2 separate regions of the Homo sapiens genome follow, and region 2 is linked to region 1. The links are chromatin loops, found by intact Hi-C in ENCODE. Cell type or tissue: GM12878. All regions are shown on one strand. Links, peaks and the distances in the headings refer to the core of each region. The heading gives the core; the rest is flanking DNA. Region 1 has its middle 180 kb from the start of INHBA. Region 2 has its middle 110 kb from the start of INHBA.

Evidence for each region. Peaks named below come from ENCODE experiments on the same cell type or tissue, not always from the same donor. Only the 100,000 strongest peaks of a DNase experiment are listed, where the experiment ranks them.
Region 2: it touches region 1 in a loop (2.3-fold over the local background); 3 of 110 quality-filtered maps call a loop at or near these places.

Annotation. Positions count from the first base shown.
Region 1 is chr7:41,880,437-41,883,252 of GRCh38, forward strand. No RefSeq gene overlaps it. Among named protein-coding and RNA genes, the nearest start is that of INHBA, 180 kb to the left of the region's middle. RefSeq lists an enhancer at 1,003-1,552. In GM12878, for the core only: no CTCF peak of the experiment used is centred there; a DNase peak (open chromatin) is centred at 1,445; H3K4me3 peaks cover 811 bases; H3K27ac peaks cover 1,871 bases.
Region 2 is chr7:41,809,014-41,811,829 of GRCh38, forward strand. No RefSeq gene overlaps it. Among named protein-coding and RNA genes, the nearest start is that of INHBA, 110 kb to the left of the region's middle. In GM12878, for the core only: no CTCF peak of the experiment used is centred there; a DNase peak (open chromatin) is centred at 1,358; H3K27ac peaks cover 1,055 bases.

The DNA.
Region 1 (2,816 bases), core at 5-2,504:
CAAGAAAGGGGCCAGGCACCAGGGGTATATGCCAGATTTCCCACTGATGGTTGAGCTCCAGGCCCTATAAGCCTACAAAGGCTGGCTCAAGGAGGCCAGCTGTGAACACTCATGGCCCTGCAGTCTACCCTATGCCAACTCTAATGCTGGCAGGTTTTCACCTCACCTGCATTATTTTCTGCCTTTGCTGTATTTTGAAAGACAAACAGAAGATTATCTAACAAATACTGAAGTAGTCATTGGGATTACAGGGATCCACATGGTCAAAGGAGGTGAGGGGCGAACAATGAAGCTGTGTGTCCCAGGAGCTGTCAGTGTGCACATGGCTGGTCTATAGCATGAGAAAGGTAGGAGGAGGGCAGTGGATGTCAGTTTATGAAGGATAAAGGTTGTCAAAGTATTCCAATTAGGGGGCCGTCACCTACTAGCCTTCTGCTTTAAGAAGACCAGCCTGGCCAGGCGTAATGGTTCATGCCTGTAATCCCAGCACTTTGGAAGGCCAAGGCAGGTGGATCACCTGAGGTCAGGAGTTTGAGACCAGCCTGGCCAACATGGTGAAACCCTGTCTCTACTAAAAATACAAAAAATTAGCGGGTGTGATGGTGGATGCCTGTAATCCCAGCTATCTGGAAAGCTGAGGCAGGAGAATCACTTGAACCTGGGAGGCAGATGTTGCAGTGAGCCGAGATAGAGCCACTGCACTCTAGCCTGGGCAACAAGAGTGAAACTCCGTCTCAATTTAGAAAAAAGAGAAGACCAGGCTGACTACAACCCCAGGGACAGTCAGTGGCTTACACAGATCTTCTGGAACCTGATGTTATACAATTTGAGGAGCCCTTCTTAAGCAAAAAAATTCAAAACCAAGAATATATAATTAGGTATAAAACTGAACAGTTATTTAGAATGAGAAGATAAACCTCAAAAAAAATAGAACTTTAGAATGATGATAAATACCACAACCATAGGTTAAAACATGAGAATTCCAATAAATCTCTTTTGCAGAATTCTCATCAAGGAGGAAAGGAAAATGTATGAGGCCTGTATAATTGTATACACAGCATGGCGTGCTATATTCCTGAAAGGAGACAACTTCTGTTTTGACTAGCTGTCATTGAAAACAAAGTCCTCTGCTTACGATTTTACATATCTGACTTTGGAAGAATTTTCCAGAGACCAGCTTCCTGCTTTGTATATTTCAAACTTTGCTTCTCCTTGATTCTGCATAAACGTCTGGTGTCAGATGCTGCAGGACAAATTCATATCACCAGATGACGTTTGACCCTCCACTTCCTGTCACGAGGCTGGGTGCGTCAGTGCAGGGGGCCGTAGGAGTATTCCTAGAAGCCGTTCCTACACCAGGATGACTAGTAATAACTTAACTGCATTCAGAAACAACTACCAACCACAAAAATATCCCCTACTGAACCCAAACTAAATATATTCGCAACTCAACTTCCTTTTAGCTGGGGCCCCAAAGTGCTGGTGACGACGCTGACACCCTAACAGTAGGTGCACAGAGGGGAAGTCGAAACAGAAAGGGGAAGCAGTCTTAACCAATTATGGCTAAATATAGCTCACTTTTAATACATTTTACAAAAATATATGACCATGTGAACACATTGCAAGGTCTTCCCCCAGCTCTTGTAAGGGACCGTGCAAGTGAGGCCCTGAGCTGAAGTTTATTAGTTTATTAGCTAACAGGTAGATCTTTCTCTGAGGACTCACAGATCTATCTGGTGGTCTGACTGCAGCTGAGGACCCCAATCTGGAGTAATAGTAAATAGCTGTAGAAGCCAAGGATCAGAGGCGAGGCAATGCCATTGTAGTGGAAGGGATACATTCGAATGGTAATTAGCAGGTGGAACCAAGATGATTACAGTTTGGAAGAGGACAGAGTTAAAAATGTGGCACCATCTAGTCTGGCACTTGCCCCTCTTAATTTATCCAAAACATTGAACAACACTTAATAACTTGTGCCAGGCATAGTGCTTGCTGCCAAGCAGAGGGGAGGGTGTGTGACCTGGGCTGTGAACTCATACTGGCCGGCTCGCTGTAGCGTCCCCTGCCAGCCTCAGCTCCAGAGGATGTCTGTTTCTCCTCTACTCAGTCAGCAAGGGATCTTTCTCTTTGTTCTTACGAATGAGGCCACCCATTAAGATGTGTCTAGATACTTTGGCTCCCAGGTCACACCCAACTATTGCCTCTTTTTGATCCAATATATACTTTTTCCGTAAACTGGTCAAAACCCATACTTACACAGAGATGGAAAGAGGAGTATAATTTCAAATTGCAAGGGGAAGCTGGATATAACTCAGTTTTTAAATCTCGAATGTATATATTTTTGGCCTGATTTCCCACTCTGAACCCCCAAATCAGTAAAATCACAAGGTGAATGCAAACAGGAAAGAGAAAGGAGAAAACATGTCTGCCAGCCCATAGATATGACCCTGGGGCCCTGGGGGAAAAGAGAAAGCAGGCACTTTCCCATCATTACGGCTGCACCACCGCAGTAATGATGCCCTGAGAACATGAAAGCCAGCAGTAGGGGAAACCCCACCAAACATTTGAGATCCGCAGTCTAGGGATTACTCCCCGCCAGGCACTCGATCTTTGCACAAATCTTACAGCTAACGTGCTCCTTTCACAGGAAGCCTTTACTGCTTCTCAAATAATCCCGAAAGGAGAGTTGCTGGATGTCCCATAATGAATAAAACTGCTGATAGGAATGGAAAAAGTTTATGAAGGATTTGTAAACCCAAAATACCATATGTGGAGTCAGAACGTTTTATTTATACCTTTGCCTGATACTTTGCCCG
Region 2 (2,816 bases), core at 84-2,583, 71 kb before region 1:
ACTCCCTGCCTCTTATTGCTAGAGTTTCCTTTGCACAATTCTATTAAATATGACATGGTAACCTGACCCACAAGTAATTACACTTCCAAGAATTTTCCTCACACAGTTGGGAAAAGCTAAATTGGTACGTAAGTTCTGAAAACACTGATTGACTTCTCCTCTCTGAGACAATGCAGCCCACCCTCTTGGATAAATCCTGAGAAAGATTAAAGAGTGGTAAGAGATGTCTGCCCTTCAACACTTAAGAAATTATATCTTGCTGTGGCTGTTTTTTTATCTTGTGTATGTATATGAGTAAGCTTAGCAAAGTCCTTCCTGCTAAAATTGTGGATTGCGTTTTATCAGAAGTCATTTGAGATTTCATGTATGAGGCCAATCTTTGAAATTTTCATGCTGAAAATGTTTCCAATGAGGAACTGCAACTCCTCTGCATTCCCTCATTTCATTTTATTTTATTTTATTTTATTTTATTTTAATTCAGCTTGTATTCCAAGCTAGTGGCAAAGTTTTAAAAATTGGCAGCAGGCCCTCACCCCTGAACTCATGAGAGAGCCACCAGTCCCCATTGACCTCGTGCCTCCACCTCCCTTGCCCAGGCAACTCTTTCACATCTTCTCATTGCCTTCTTTGGAATCAGGTTTCCAGGAATTGTTGGGCCAGATGGAGAAATCAACTGGGAACTTCATGCCTCATTGACAGGAGAGGAGAGGTGGGGAAATCCTCCCAACTGAAATGTTAACTCATTCCCTGTTGTGGTTACTTAGGATTGTCATCAGGAAAATTTCAACTGCCTAGTGAGGAAGTGGGATGTTTTTTGGTTTTCACATTTGTGCAATACAATTTAAGAAGAAATAAACAGAGAAAGCTGGTGTGTGTGTGTGTGTCTGTGTGTTCAGCACAGAAACAATAGATCATCTGAAGTATATGGGTATGAAGTGAGAAGGTGAGCAAAGGGATGAAACATCACAGCCTGCTGATCACCTTGATCTTGGACCTTTTCTATATTGCTTTCCTTCAACAGTCAGTGTCCAACAGTTAGAGCCCAGACTGAAGCCGGAAGTCACACAGTGACATTGGAGGGGGATGATGGGGTGTCGGGGGAGGATTCACCCGATGAATTTACGGGGAACAGTGCTTAGGTACATATGGAAAACTGCACTCGGTTGCCACTGCCAGTCTAGGAAATGAAGAGTTGCTCTGTACTGGGGTCTGACAGAACCCAGCCTTTCCGTTTGCCTTCAGATGATATGTGTGCACACGTGCAGATAGAAACTTGAATTGGGCAGAAGTGAGAGGTGACCAAAGTCCCGCTGACTTCTATTTATTCAAAGTGGGAAGAAAAAGAGGTAGCTCTTATTATGCAGGGAACTCCCTGAGCTAAAATTATTTGTTCTCAGCCTTCTACGTGCCCTGGGACATGCAGCGGAGTGACGACCAGTCTAGACACCTCCAGGCTGCAAGGCCACAGGGCAGGCACACCCATAGTGAAATAATGAGCATGTGAACCCACGTGAGGAAGAGTGTAAACCCACGGGAACCCAGTGCTCTCCCTCCTGATGCCAAACCCTCCATCCCACCCCCTCCATCACATCTTCCCTTCTCCAGAATCTCAGCAATTATCCCATTTAAATAAAAATTAAGATTTTGACTACATGTCTTTTCTTCATCTTCATCAGAAAATTAAACAGAGACTAACAAAAAAAAAGGGGTGTGGGGTGAATTTTTGTAAATTCTGTTGTCTAGAGACCCTGACTACTCTGAAGTTGGATCCTTGGACCAGCAACTTCAATGCTACCCAGGAGCTTGTTACAATGTGGCTTTTCAGACTCCACCCCTACCTACTCAATTAGAATCTGCACTTTAACAAGTTCCCAGGTGATTCCTATGCACTGTAACATTGAAGAAGCAGTGGTCTAGTAGCTTCTCTCACTAAATCTTTATCACAAGGGCTAATAACTAGCAAACCTAAGCGCCAGTTACTTTTTGTTTTCATCTTTTAATCTCAGAGGTCCTAATGGTTGGCAGTGTAGCCATATAAAGAACGGTAAAAGAGGCCGGCCTGTAATCCTCCTAGCATTTCGGGAGGCCGAGGTGGGTGGATCACTTGAGGTCAAGAGTTTGAGACCAGCCTGGCCAACAGGGTGAAACCCCGTCTCTACTAAAAATACAAAAATTAGCTGGGCATGGTGGCACACGCCTGTAATCCCAAGTACTCGGGAGGCTGAGGCAAGAGAATCGCTTGAACCCAGGAGGCGGAGATTGCAGTAAGCCCAGACTGTGCCACTGCACTCCAGCCTGGGCAATAGAGTGCGACTCCATCTCAAAAAAAATATGTGAAAGAGAAGTTAAACATCTCTTAGTTCCTGGCTATTCTAAGTGTGGTCCTCAGACAGTAGCATCAACATCACCTGGGAGCTTGTCGAAAGGTAGGATCTGAGATCCCACCCTAAATCTACTGAATCAGAATCTGCATTTTAACAAGATTCTTCCCCAGGTGATGTGGGTGCACATTAAATTGTGTAAAGTGCTGGTCTAGAACACGAGGTCATACATCATATTTAATTTTACTAAGATTGCTTTTTTTTTTTTCGTTTGTATACATCCTCTCCTAGAAAGTTAGATCTAGCCAGATGCAGTAAGGACAGTTACATAATTTCAACTTATTTTTCCTGCTTATTTAGTCCATCTCTCATAGCTGGTGAGATGAAAGGAGTGATGAAAGTATTGACTAATTAAACAGATAGTTGCTGCTACTCTGTTTGCTGTGGGTAGATAGAATTGTCATCCTAACCAAAGTCATCACACCAGTGTTCTGA